Linked DNA regions of Homo sapiens: regions 1 and 2 are each linked to region 3. The links are chromatin contacts, found by Hi-C or POLR2A ChIA-PET in ENCODE. All regions are on one chromosome and are shown on one strand. Each heading gives the region's core, a stretch centred on a gene start or an enhancer-like site at or near the end of the contact. The rest is flanking DNA. Distances are from core to core; before and after follow the strand shown. Region 1 has its middle 60 kb from the start of TAGAP-AS1. Region 2 holds the start of SYTL3 (synaptotagmin like 3). Region 3 overlaps EZR (ezrin).

What was found. A loop is a pair of places that touch in the nucleus more often than their neighbours do. ChIA-PET counts read pairs that join two places held with the same protein, here RNA polymerase II (POLR2A). Pooled maps may share reads with other maps.
Region 1: a loop to region 3 is called in a pooled map, with 2.7 times the contacts of the local background. The contact joins two enhancer-like sites. A Hi-C loop is called at or near these places in 5 of 50 pooled maps. POLR2A ChIA-PET finds 5 or more read pairs at or near these places in 7 of 52 experiments (B cell, H1, OCI-LY7 and 4 more).
Region 2: a loop to region 3 is called in a pooled map, with 5 times the contacts of the local background. The contact joins the promoter of SYTL3 here to the enhancer-like site in region 3. A Hi-C loop is called at or near these places in 17 of 37 single-sample maps with no recorded cell type and 6 of 50 pooled maps. POLR2A ChIA-PET finds 5 or more read pairs at or near these places in 6 of 52 experiments (CD8-positive, alpha-beta memory T cell, GM12878, HEK293 and 3 more).

Annotation. Positions count from the first base shown.
Region 1 is chr6:158,937,660-158,942,096 of GRCh38, reverse strand. No RefSeq gene overlaps it. Among named protein-coding and RNA genes, the nearest start is that of TAGAP-AS1, 60 kb to the left of the region's middle. Within about 2 kb of position 2,481, at least 2 of the 41 ENCODE cell types and tissues checked have a DNase peak (open chromatin) inside an H3K27ac peak, as active enhancers do.
Region 2 is chr6:158,647,073-158,651,546 of GRCh38, reverse strand. It overlaps SYTL3 (synaptotagmin like 3), which reads right to left and starts at 1,493. Exons shown (of 18, transcript NM_001242394.2): 1 at 1,469-1,493.
Region 3 is chr6:158,791,984-158,796,616 of GRCh38, reverse strand. All of the region lies in intron 2 of EZR (ezrin), which reads left to right. Among named protein-coding and RNA genes, the nearest start is that of EZR-AS1, 24 kb to the left of the region's middle. Within about 2 kb of position 3,001, at least 4 of the 41 ENCODE cell types and tissues checked have a DNase peak (open chromatin) inside an H3K27ac peak, as active enhancers do.

The sequences.
Region 1 (4,437 bases), core at 1,232-3,731, 150 kb before region 3:
CAGAGTTATTCCAAGATTTTTAGCAGAGGAATGACCCAATTTTTTTTAATGGGATGTCAGTATTACTAACTCCTTAATAAATAAATATTGTCAGCCAGGCACGGTGGCTCACGCCTGTAATCCCAGCACTTTGGGAGGCTGAGGCGGGCAGATCACGAGGTCAGGAGATCGAGACCATCCTGGCTAACACAGTGAAACCCTGTCTCAACTAAAAATACAAAAAAAAAAATTAGCCGGGCATGGTGGCAGGCGCCGGTAGTCCCAGCTACTCGGGAGGCTGAGGCAGGAGAATGGCATGATCCCGGAGGCAGAGCTTGCAGTGAGCCGAGATTGCACCACTGCACTCCAGCCTGGGGCACAAAGCCAGACTCTGTCTCAAAAAAAATAAATAAATAAAATAAAATAAAATAAATAATACTGTCCACAGGACAAAATTCCTACCAAATATCAAAGCAGAAAATCAAAACTGGTTATAGAAGCTGAGAGTTTGGGTCAACATGCTCTTCTTCCTGCCCTACTTGGGGGATTTTGAGCAGGAAGCAAAGATGGAGATCTGATTGCTCTCCTCTGAGTTAGTTATCAGTTGATACACATCCTGGAGGATGTGTATGTAAATATCCTTGGGTTATTTACAGGAAGGCAGCAGCCCTGCCATGGAAATTGCCACTGAGGCTGGTCCTGGGACCAACCTTGCTCAGCCCTGTCCTCCGCCCATCTGGTCCCTCCAGTCTGCACATAGCCTTCCAGTGTCCTAACCTCATCTCTGTCCAGGGAAACTCATCTTTATGTGGGGATCCTGAACAATTCTGTAGACTTTCTTTTTTTCTTGAGACAGGGTCTCATTCTGTCGCCCAGGCTGAAATGCAGTGGTGTGATCTCAACTCACTGCAACCTCCACCTCCTGAGTTCAAGTAATTCTCCTGCCTCAGCCTCCTGAGTAGCTGGGATTACAGGCATGCACCACCACGCCTGGCAATTTTTTGCATTTTTTAGTAGAGATGGGATTTCTCCATATTGGCCAGGCTGATCTCGAACTCCTGACCTCAGGTGATCTGCCGGCCTCGGCCTCCCAAAGTGCTGGGATTACAAGCATGAGCCACCACACCCAGCCAATTCTGTAACTTTTAATCATCTTAATTCAAATCATAGAAATCCAAGATTTCTAAATCCATTATTTCAGAAGGAGACATTTGTTACATTTGCCCAAATATAAGGTGATATTTTTCTGTCCAAATATGAAACCCAAGACAAAAATGCATATTTGTGACACAAAATCTTATATTTGTGACCTTATAAAACCCCTCATACAATAAAGATCAAATATGTGTCTTTTCAATTTGAATCAAAAGACAAAAACACTCTTGGGGATGTTCCCTTTAGGAAAATGCAGTTCTCCTTGTATATGAGACCCATGCTATCCACCTCATCCAGTTATCTTTCTTGGTTTATCAGTACCATGGGAAGCTTTGCCTTTAAAAATATGTGTTATTGGCCGGGCGCGGTGGCTCACGCCTATAATCCCAGCACTTTGGGAGGCTGAGGCGAGTGGATCACCTGAGGTCAGGAGTTCGAGACCAGCCTGATCAACATGGAGAAACCCCGTCTCTGCTAAAAATACAAAATTAGCCAGGCGTGGTGGCCATGTCTGCAATCCCAGCTACTCGGGAGTTTGAGACAGGAGAATCGCTTGAACCCGGGAGGCGGAGGTTGCCGTGAGCGGACATCGCCCGAGATAGTGCCATTGCACTCCAGCCTGGGCAATAAGAGCGAAACTCCATCTAAAAAAAAAAAAAAAAAAAAAAAAAAAAAAAAAATATATATATATATATATATATATATATATATATATATATATATGATTATTAGAATGATTATTCTCCCTAGCAAGAGTTAATCTTGAATTTCCTATTTGTGATTTTCCCAGTGTGTGCTTTCTAACAGGAAGCTAGTCTCATTTATTTTCTCATAATGACAACTTCATGATAAAGGCCTTGCCCAACAGAATTCAGATGTTACTTGATGTTACAAGTGTTACTTCAGGTGACACCTGATTGCCTTTGTCACCATTAGCATTTGGAGCACTAGTCAGGGAGACACTGATTTTACTCATTACCGCTTACATTTAAGACACAAAAAGAGCTAGCGCTATTTGATGAATTGTCAAAGGCAGGGAACTCGGGGAAATGATGGCGGAGGCCTTAGTCCCACGCCGGAGCGTTTGAGGTCTCACTGCCAGGAAAGAGAAGGAACTGTTCGAGCAGGAGGGCGATGGGAACGGTGTAGCGATCTGTGACCCAACTGAAAGAGGAAGGCAGTGGGCAGCAGTGGGCAGAAAGCGCGCCGGTGGCGCTGCAGCAGCCCGGAGTCGCCCGGAGGCTGACCCAGGTGGGAGTGCTGGGGCTGCATTTAATGAGGGTGTGCCCGCCCCTGCGCGGACGTTCCCCGCCCGTGTTCACTGCGTACTGGGTGCGAGGTCAGCAACACATTTTATGAGGGACCGACGGCCTGCTAGCTGCTGGGGGCAGGTAGGGAACAGTAAGGAGAGCAGTCAGCGGACCTCCTGAAAAGGGGCGGGAGCCATGCAGACAGCCCGCAAGAGTTTCCCAGGCAGAGGGGACTGTCGAGCCCCGGAGGTAGGGACAGATGCATCCAAGGGAACACAGATTGCCACACCGCCAGAGAACAGGAGAAAGGGCCTCGGGACAGCAAGCCACAGGACAGAGGGCTCGGGACAGTGGGCCATGGGAAGGACGTAGGGCAGAGGAGCACAGAGCTTGTCCCAGACACTGAGCCAGGCAAGGGGGACACAGAGAGGAAGTTCAACTCCTGGTGGACACCAGGAAGCCCAGGAGAAAAGCAGGACGTGCTCGGTGGTGGAGGGCGGGCGGGGCACCAAGGAATGGCCGCAGTGCCGGGGCCGCAGGTCTAGGAGGGAGCCCTGGACTACGACAGAGGATGAGGGAGCCTTCCAGAGAAGGCGGCAGGAGAAGGCCGAGGAGCGAAAGGGAGTGGGTTGGGTTCCCGGGAGCTGAGGCCCAGAGTGGGAGCCACAGCCGGGGGCCCCCAAGGGTGGAGCCCAGGGAAGGGAGATGCGAGGAGACTCCAGGGCGCTTTGACAGCGAGTGGGGCGTGTCCCCAAGGCAGCGGAGGAAGCTGCAGTGTCGTCCAGGAGTCGGAGTTTAGGAGGCGTGGCGCAGTCCTGGATTTGGTATAGTCACACTCATCAGAGCAGATCACAGCACAGGAGGAAATGAAAGACAGTGCCAAGTACCTACCGTGTCTTTGAGTTTGAAGGCTGACTGTGATTTCGCCCTCTAAGGGGTTCCTCTGCTTTCAGATTTTCTACAATGATTATGTACTTAGAGTGGAAAAAGAATGCTTTAAAATAATCAAACTCTGATTATGCACAAGCACTCAAATAGGAGCTGGAATCAGAGAAGAGAGAGACAGAAACGAAGCCAGTCTCAGAACAGAAAATTGACTACTTGTGCGGAATCCTGTCCACGGAGAACGTTGAACTTGGTTTCCAGTGCGGACTAAATGTGAGGGGCACTAGTTTCTGCGCCTGCTGCTCTCCCTACCTTCCTCCCTCCTTTTCACCTGCCGACTCCCGCTGGCCACAGTCTCAGCTGGGACTTCACTGCCCCGGAAGCCTGCAGGAGCTGCTCCCCGCCACGTGGCTCTGATCCTCTACTACTGTGCTGACCTGGGCCCCCACCTGCCCTCCCAGCTTCCTCTGGGCCACCTCCCAACAGGTGCCCTGTCTGTGATGGGCTCATCCGCAGGGGCCTCTGCTCAGAGAGTCCTTCCACCTCTCCTCAGGTCTAACTCAAAAGGCCCCAGCAAGAACCAATACCTCCTCTGTCTGACTTGCCTGTCTGCGCCACTAGAGCATAGTAGGGACATTTTATCCACTTTGATATCCTCAATAACCACCATACAGCAGATGCGCACTGTGGCTGAGGCAAGGGAGGGATACGGGGGGAAACTGAGTCTGGATCAGGTGGAACATCCAGATAGAAACGCAAAGCCGGGGGTCAAAGGCGAGGGCTTCAAACTTGGAAGGAAGGCAATGGCTAGAAATTAAGTGTTTGTTTGTTTGCTTGTTTGTTTTGTTTGTTTTTGAGACAGGATCTGGCTCTGTCACCCAGGATGGAGTGCAGCAGCATGATCACAGCTCACTGCAGCTTCAACCTCCCCAGGCTCTGGTGATTCTCCTACCTCAGCCTCCCTAGCTGGGACTACAGGCCTACACCACCATGGCTGGTTACATTTTGTATTTTTTGTAGAGACGGGGTTTCACCATGTTTCCCAGGCTGGTCTTGAACTCCTGGGCTCAAGCAATCTGCTCGCCTTGGCCTCCCAAAGTGCTGCAATTACAGGCATGAGCCACCGTGCCCAGCCAGAAATAAAAATTTGAATGTGAGTTAAATGAAG
Region 2 (4,474 bases), core at 244-2,743, 140 kb after region 3:
GCGCGATCTCAGCTCACTGCAACCTCCACCTCCCGGGTTCAAGCAATTCCCCTGCCTCAGCCTCCTGAGTAGCTGGGACTACAGGCGCCCGCCACCACACCCAGCTAATTTTTTTGTATTTTTTAGTAGAGTTTCACCATGTTGGCCAGGATGATCTCGATCTCTTGACCTCATGATCCATCCGCCTAGGCCTCCCAAAGTGCTGAGATGACAGGCGTGAGCCATCACACCCGGCCGAGAATTAATATTATTATATCCTTCTAGGTACTACTCACAATTGTTGTTATGCTTTCTGTTGTGCCAACAGCTACTATTTATTTAGCTCTTACTCTGAACCAGATAGTTTAAGTACTTTGCATACATTATCTCTACTAATCCTTATTGCCACATTATGAAGTAAATGTACCCATTCTACAGATGAGGAGAGTGAGTCTTGGAGTGATTAAGTAACTTACCTAAACTCACACTCTAAACTGGGTCTGTTTAACTCCAAAACCTTATGCTTCATTTAGGCAAAGCAGCTAAGTTAGAATCTCCAACTATCTTGGCTAAATAATCTTTTCTACACCAATTCTAATTTCTTTTTTTCTTTTTTTGAGACGGAGTCTTACTCTGTTGCCCAGGCTGGATTGCAGTGGCAGGATCTTGGCTCACTGCCACCTCCGCCTCCCAGGTTCAAGTGATTCTCGTGCCTCAGCCTCCTGGGCAGCTGGGATTACAGGTGCCTGCCACCACACCCAGCTAATTTTTGTATTTTTTTTTTTTTTTTAGAGATGGGGTTTCATCATGTTGGCCAGGCTGGTCTCAAATTCCTGATCTCAAGGGATCTACCCACCTTGGCCTCCCAAAGTACTGGGATTACAGGCGTGAGCCACCGCACCCAGCCCAATTCTAATTTAATAAATCTTTAATATCTAATGTGCACTTTCCTCTCATAGTCTCTTTCTTACCAAGCAATTTAGAGATTAAGGAAGCTTAATTAAAAGAAATTTAAATTAGACCCTAGCTAACTTTTTTATAATTCCAAAATGATATTTATGTTCCACCTCCAAACGAGAAATTACGGATGATCAAAACAATAAAGTCGATTCAGAGAGAGCAAAATAGTAATAAACTGTAAGTATAAGAATTTGCAAACCAAAGAAGAAAGCAAATGACACTCTACCCTTTAAAAAAAAAAATCACACCATATAGCTTTTGGATAGTGTTTTTCTGTTTTGTTTTGGTTTTTAATTAACTCTGAAGTCACTTCCACCATATCACTTAAATCATTATTATCTCAAATGTTAAATGTATGTTATTCAATAAAATTACAAGATATCTTTTATCTAATTTATTATGTTTTGTTTCCTACCTTTTCAATGTCATAAATTTAAGAAAAGTTACAATAACTATAATCTCTACCCACCCCACTCCCCCACTCCTAAAACGACCTGCTGCAACGGCCAGCCATGCCTTCTCATCCTACCTTCGCATCTGCTTCAAGAGAAGAGACCAGAGCCGGCTCTGCAGAGAAGGAAGTCAATTCTTCTTGTTAGAGTAACTGACGTATTTCTCTTCCCTTCCTGTCGGGCACAGGCTGACGCAGTGCACCCTGTGTGGCCAGCCTTACATGCCTCGGTGGCTACTCCCACATCACTAGGGACCCAGGGAGCAAAGCCACCCCAAAACCACATCAAGGAGCTCTTCTATGCCAACATTTTACATTTTTAGCTGGAGGAAAGACCAGGCTGATGCTGGTGAAATGTTTCACCCTTCCTAAGGAAACTCCCTACAGAGACTACAGCCTTCAAATATTCAAATGTTCTCACATTTGTGAAGGGTTTCACATTGACTTCAGTGTAAATGACTAACCACATCTCAAAGAACAGCTATTAACTCAAGAATAATTTACAAGAAAGGGGGACAGCCAGGCCAAGAGCGATGAAGATTGTAATGAAATCACCAAGGGGAACCTTCAAAATGCTGTGCGTGTACTAGGTAGTATTACTCAGCACCGTGAAGTGTCCCTGCCCTGCTAACTCAGGCATGGCCAAGGACTTGCTCTGGAGAGCAATAAGACAATGAAGTGTGTGCAAAGGTGCCACGTGCCACGTAGGCTTGGCACCTACCGAGCCAGTACTGGGGCCACCATTCATTCTCTTTCCCTTCTCTTTCCCTTGATGACTCCAGACACAGGCTGCTCCAGCAACCTCGTCTCAGCATGGAGAAGACATGAAGCAGAGCCATGGAAGATCCTTGATGGTCATGGAGTGTGAGTGGCAAATAAATGTTTGCTGTCATCAACCACTGAGAGTGTAGGGCCATTTGTTTCTGCAGCTAACCTAGCCTATTCTGCTGATGTAGTGTGTAGTGTTTTCACAAACACAGAACTGAGCACCAAACTATTTAATAACTACTATAGCATGAATATTTACCCATTGGAACAAATGCCAGCGGAGGCCCTGCTATACCACGAGTTATCCTTTAGTTATTGGATCTTGGGGATGAGGTCCCAGGGAAGGGGCTGCAGTCACCAGGATTGAGAGGAAGAGGGACCCAAGAAGCTCAGAGCAGCCACTGTTTCATGGGGTACAGAGGTATTTCAGCACAACTGTGCCTCCGCTTCCCAGCTCAATAGCAGATCTAAATATAGGCACTTCTTAGCTAATCTCTTTAGCTTTTCTCAGCACAGGACTCTCACTTTAGATATGTGTCAGCCAGAGTTTCTTTTCCTTTACAACATTAAATTCCTCAGCCATGAGTGTTTCAACAGCACCCTCGTCCTCATCGTCTTCTTCTGTTACTATTATTTTGACTCAGCATGATCTCATAGTAACACACTTCTTGGCACAGGGGAAGAAAGGAAAAAATGGAAAATCCACAGGATGGCATTTGGACTATGAAGGGCTGCAGATTATAGCAGAACAACACTGCTGGATATTATTATTATTATTATTTTTTTTTTTTTTTTTTTGAGACCGAGTCTCGCTCTTTCACCCAGTCGGGACTGCAGTGGCGCGATCTCGGCTCACTGCAAGCTCCGCCTCCCGGGTTCACGCTATTCTCCTGCCTCAGCCTCCCGAGTAGCTGGGACTACAGGCGCCCACCACCGCACCCAGCTAATTTTTTGTATTTTTAGTAGATACAGGGTTTCACCGTGTTAGCCAGGATGGTCTCGATCTCCTGACCTCGTGATCCGCCCGCCTCGGCCTCCCAAAGTGCTGGGATTACAGGCGTGAGCCACCACGCCTGGCCTATTATTTTATTTTTTGAGACGGAGTTTCGCTCTTGTTACCCGGGCTGGAGTGCAATGGCGCTATCTCAGCTCACCGCAATCTCTGCCTCCTGGGTTCAAGCGATTCTCCTGCCTCAGCCTCCCAAGTAGCTGGGATTACAAGCATGCACCACCATGCCTGGCTAATTTTGTATTTTTAGTAGAGATAGGGTTTCTCCATGTTGGTCAGGCTAGTCTCGAACTCCCGACCTCTGGTGATCTGCCCACCTCAGCCTCCCAAAGTACTGGGATTACAGGTGTGAGCCACTGCGCCCAGCCACTGCTGGATATTATTGATGTTATTTATTGATGTGACAGTTCATTGATTGCTATGATTATTAGGCCCACACTTGCTAAATAAAGGTATTGGCAGCTCCAGTCCCACAGTCTGTATTCAAGAAATTTGACTCCAGAAAAGAAAGGTGATTGCACGCAAACCTGCCAACCTATCACTAACCTCCAAATTGAAAAACAAACCTAAGATTCACTCCACTGACTTACTGCATAGAAACTAAACATTATTCTAAAATATGGCAGAATGCCAAAGATTCATGAGCAGTTACGAGTAAAGGTGTCTGAGCTCCAATGCTTCTGATGGACATCCATTCGTGGCAGATGGAAGGTGCTGGAAATGGCATCTGGTGAACTGCCAAATGTCTTAACGATTTTAAATTCCTTAGCCCTACAGACTACATCAGTTGGGCAGAATATAATACCACATCACTGCATTTTTCCAAGCACTACAACATCACATAAGCCTAGAGAATTCAAACCCTCCTATTTACAGATATATCCGTTTAAAAGAAAAAATTCCATAAAGGCCATGTTTTAGTCAACTTTGTAGCCTCAACCCCCAGCTCAGAGCCTGACACAAAGGGAGTGCTCCATATATGTGTATTGAACAAGTGAACAGATAGTTGTGAAGATAAACAGACCAGCTCATCCGTTTACTGGCAGCCTCAAAATGTCATACATCGCGATCATTTAACAAATGTTCTTTAATAGTTAAAATTGGAGAGTGGTACCCAATGTATAAAAGCTAAAATCATGTAAGCATTTTTAAAATGCACATTTGCATGTTTTCTGTTGATTTATGTGCATGCTGGTGATCCGCAGTTATAACAAGATCCATGCATTAATTATGCACCATCCTAGCAGACATTCAGGAAATTGATTTAAATTAGGAAGTTCCTAAAAGGTTGTGGGGAAAATTGAAAA
Region 3 (4,633 bases), core at 1,752-4,251:
AAAGCCAAATAATTTCAAAGAGGACTACATAGCTGCTGGCTTGGGATGGTGTCAAAAGCCAGGCAAGATGATTTTAAGTCATAGAATGATCGAGCTGGAAGATGCTCACAGATTAAATGGTCTCCAGCCACTCAATATCAGCAGCAAGGGAGAGGAACAGGGTTGGCCTGAGTGAGGCTGGGGCCACCCCTGCCGCCAGGCCTGTGTGCCAGGCTCAGGTGCTCCAGGGAATGAGCAAAGAGGATGTTGGGTTTATTTTGTTTTAATAAGGCGAATTGTTACTGAGTTTATTTAAAAATAAAGCAGCTTGGGGTTTAACACCTTGCATGTCGGTTGCATTGGAGTGGTAACACCTGTGCTGTCGTGTGTCTGCCTGGAGGGGTACTTTCCTTCTTGGGAAAGTGAACACAGGTGTGTTGTCCCTTCTCCGTGAAAACACTCTACTTGCTGGCCTTGAATAGCATTCTAGTGGGTTACTTTTCTCCTAGTGGTCAGAGAGTATTTATTGGACCTCTGGTTCCATTGGCATGTGTCCCCTAAGGAGGGAGACCCTTCAGGGGGTACTTACACCTCTACTGTCCGATGGCACTGGCTGTGTCACACCTGGCCTGTGGGCTTTGAACCTAGCATTTCAGAGTGGGAAAAGGCCTCAAGCCATCTAGTCCAAACTCTACCTGCAGATCAGGTAGAGGCCCAGTGGCAGGAAGTCATCAGCTAGGGGTCCTCAGATTACAGAGCTAGCTCTCAAACCCAGGCCCTCTGTCTCCCGTCTCTTGCCTTCCAGTGATTCCCAAATTTGGCCTCCTCAAAATCACTTGTGGAAGTGACAGCTTCCTGGGCTGCGGGTGTTTGAAAAGCTTCTGTGGGGATTCTGATGGTGAGGCTGATGTGGGAAGCACTGTGGTGTGTGATCACTGAGGCACACCCATCTTCATTAATGTGTAAGCCACTCGGGGATAGGAAGGGCTAATGCCTCTCTGTACTCACAGTGCCCATCGAGGTGCCTGGCACACCTTGCAGTAGTTAATTGGTATTTGTGGATCGAATGAACATGTTAGGTGCCCACTAGCAGGGGTTGGTCCTGTAGTCTGTGGCCATGGAACATTAGAAGAATAAAGCTATTGTGGTTCATCCTGTAGTATAGTAAGTTCGAGCTGAGCTAACCTGTAATAACACAAATACAATTTTTTTTTTTACGTTTTTAAAAGTTAGAGATGGGTTCTTGCTATGTTGCCCAGGGTAGTCTCAAACTCCTCGCCTTGAGATCCTCCTGCCTTGGCTCCCCAAAGTCCTGCGATTACAGGCCTGAGCCATTATATTTGGCCAACAAATAGAATTATTTATTTATTTATTTATTTATTTTTTGCGATGGAGTCTCACCCTGTCACCTAGGCTGGAGTGCAGTGGCGTGATCTTGGCTCATTGCAACCTCCGCCTCCCAGGTTCAAGCGATTCTCTCTCCTCAGCCTCCTGAGTAGCTGGGATTACAGGTGTGTGCCACCACATTTGGCTAATTTTTATATTTTTAGTAGAGATGGGGTTTTACCATGTTGGCCAGCGCTGGTCTTGAACTCCTGACATCAAGTGATCTGCCTGCCTTGGCCCCCCAGAGTGCTGTGATTACAGGTGTGAGCCACTGCGCCTGGCCTAGACTTTTTTAAAGAGTAGATTATTAAGCAAAGGGAGAGTATAAACAGTATTGGTTTTTCATTAGCTTCATCTGTACCGTCAACCACATGGTTCTTTTTGTCTTGGTAGTGGTACAGGAGTAAAGTTAAACTTAAATCACCACCAACACCCCCAAGCTAAGCATAACTTTTAAAAGTTTTTAATATTTTGGCAAGCCTGGGAGAAATATTGCCCTTTTTTGGGTAGATCTTGGATGACTAACTGCTTACTATACACACACCTGTACTACACGTGATTGCGTTGCCTTCACTGAACACCGTTTTTGATAACTGTGTAATCTGAGGGGAATTACTAAGACAATAAAAACTGCAGACCACGCGCTCTTTTTCTCCAGTCTGCACATAGTTTGGATATGTGTGGTGGTGTGTTTAAGCCCATGGACTTGAGTTTTTTATGGGACAATCCTTGTGTGTATCAGAATCATACAGTCCCAGTACCATCTTATTCCTCTGGCATTATTGAAGATACAAGAACCAGTTGGCATTCAAATATGTTGAGTTCACTAAAAACAGTTGCTGATGAGGGAAACCTAACACCCTGATAATAAAATGGAAAGTTGGGATTTAGATGTGTTTTCTCAATTGCCAAAGCCTGGTGGTGGTGGTGCTGGTGCTGGTGCTGGTGGTAGTGCTGGTGGTGGTTGTGGTGGTTTTGAGTCTTCGCTGTATCACCCAGGCTGGAGTGCAGTGGCGCGATCTTGCTCACTGCAAGCTCCGCCTCCCAGGTTCAAGCAATTCTCCTGCCTCAGCCTCCCAAGAAGCTGGGACTATGTATGGGCACGTGGTACCACGCCCGGCTAATTTTTGTATTTTTAGTAGAGACGGGGCTTCACTGTGTTGGCCAGGCCGGTCTCGAACGCCTGACCTCTAGTGAGCCACCCACCTTGGCCTCCCAAAGTGCTGGGATTACAGGCGTGAACCACTGCATGTGGCCCCAAAGTCTGTTTTTTTTCCCCAAGCCCTTGGATAAGTAGACAAAGTATGTATGTAAATGGTCCTGTCATCTCAGTGAATGTCTCATTTTAAATTTTGGTGAAAGCTTATGCTGTATTGTAGCACATTATTTTATCTATAACATTGAAAATAATTGGCCTTTCTAAACATGGAACTGTTTATCATGCAGTAGGGTAAGGCAGTGCCATGCTGTGGTACTTAATCTGGGGAGGATCTCCTCCCTTTTCCCCATAGAGCATTTGGAAATGTGTGTGTGGATGGGGTTGCTTTTAGATGTTCCAGTGACTGGGGACACTCAGTCATTGGATGGCTTAAGGATGCTAAACGTTCCTGAGTGCTTGGGATAGTCTTGCAGAATGAATACTTGTGCTGTCCAGAATGACAAGAGCACCCCCAGTGGGAAACACTAGTAGGGTAATGACTAATCAAGTAACAGACATGCCCTTTAACTTAAAGCAGCTCATTAACATAGTATTCATTTACCTGTTTAGATTTTGAGTATCTTCTCTTCAATCTCTATGTAAAGATACAGATTGTAGAGCCTGCCCTATGTATGAATATATATATATATTAAAACTGTGATTCTAAGAAGGGGTTCTTAAGGTTCTGGTGTGTCCCCAAATCAGAACTGGAAATTATTCCTTTTAACAGGGCCAATGGATTCCTATTGCTGGTCCTAGTTTTATTACTGCAGTGCCAGAACAACTCCCTGATCATCATTTTTATTTTTTTAAAAGAGGATCTCACTCTTTCATTCAGGCTGGAGTGCAGTGGCTCGATCATAGCTCACTGCACTCCAGCCTGAATGATTTTTTGTAGAGAGATGGGGTCTTGACTTGTTGCCCAGGCTGGTCTCAAATTCCTGGACTCAAGTGATCTGCCTGCCTTGGTTTCCCACAGTGCTGGGATTACAGGCATGAGCCAATGGGCCTGGCCTCCCTGATCTTTAGACTTGCAATAATTGTTTGAGGTTGCGTACCATAGGGAATGATTGCCCATGGGTGTTGGAGCATAGGTAAAAAATTTTGTGGAATGATCGGACCAGCTAAGAGTTGGCATTGTGTTGGAGCTGCTGGTGCTCAGATGAAGTCCTTTTGTTAGGAGGTGTAGATTTGTTGACTCATGCAGAACTTCTCAGTAGCTTACTTTTTTTTTTTTTTGAGATGGAGTCTTGCCCTGTTGCCCAGGCTGGAGTGCAGTGGCCCGATCTTGGCTCACTGCAAGCTCCACCTCCCGGGTTGATGCCATTCTCCTGCCTCAGCCTCCCGAGTAGCTGTGACTACAGGCGCCCGCACACCTGGATAATCTTTTCTATTTTTAGTAGAGATGGGGTTTCATCGTGTTAGCCAGGATGATCTCCATCTCCTGACCTCGTGATCTGCCCTCCTCGGCCTCCCAAAGTGCTGGGATTACGTGAGCCACTGTGCCCAGCCAATTTTTAAGTTCACTTTCTACACGCTACTGGGTTGTTAAAACCAACCTCAGTAAAAGTATCCGTTTTACAAGTTACTTGCTTTTTCAGGCCAGGCACAGTCAGGAGTTTGAGACCAGCCTGGCCAACATGGTGAAACCCTGTCTCTACTAAAATTACAAAATTTAGCTGGGTGTAGTGGCTGGCATCTGTAATCCCAGCTGCTTGGGAGGCCGAGGCAGGAGAATCGTTTGAACCCAGGAGGCAGAGGTTGCAGTGCTGAGATGATGCCACTGCACTCCAACCTGGGCGACAGAGGAGACTCCATCTCAAAAAAAGAAAACAAGTTAATTGCTTTTTAAAAGGGTTGTGTGAACTTTCAGTCAGATATGAAACTGTTTCAGAACCAAAAATAAGTTATTCTAAATTCCTGCTAGTCAGTTTGCAAAATGCTTAATATCTTTTTAATGTTAATTATTAGCTTTGGTTTCAGGAGATGTCATTTTCACACTGTCTTCAAACTTAGAAGAGACTCAGGTTTAGAATTTGGAGTCTGGGCCGGGCGCGGTGGCTCACGCCT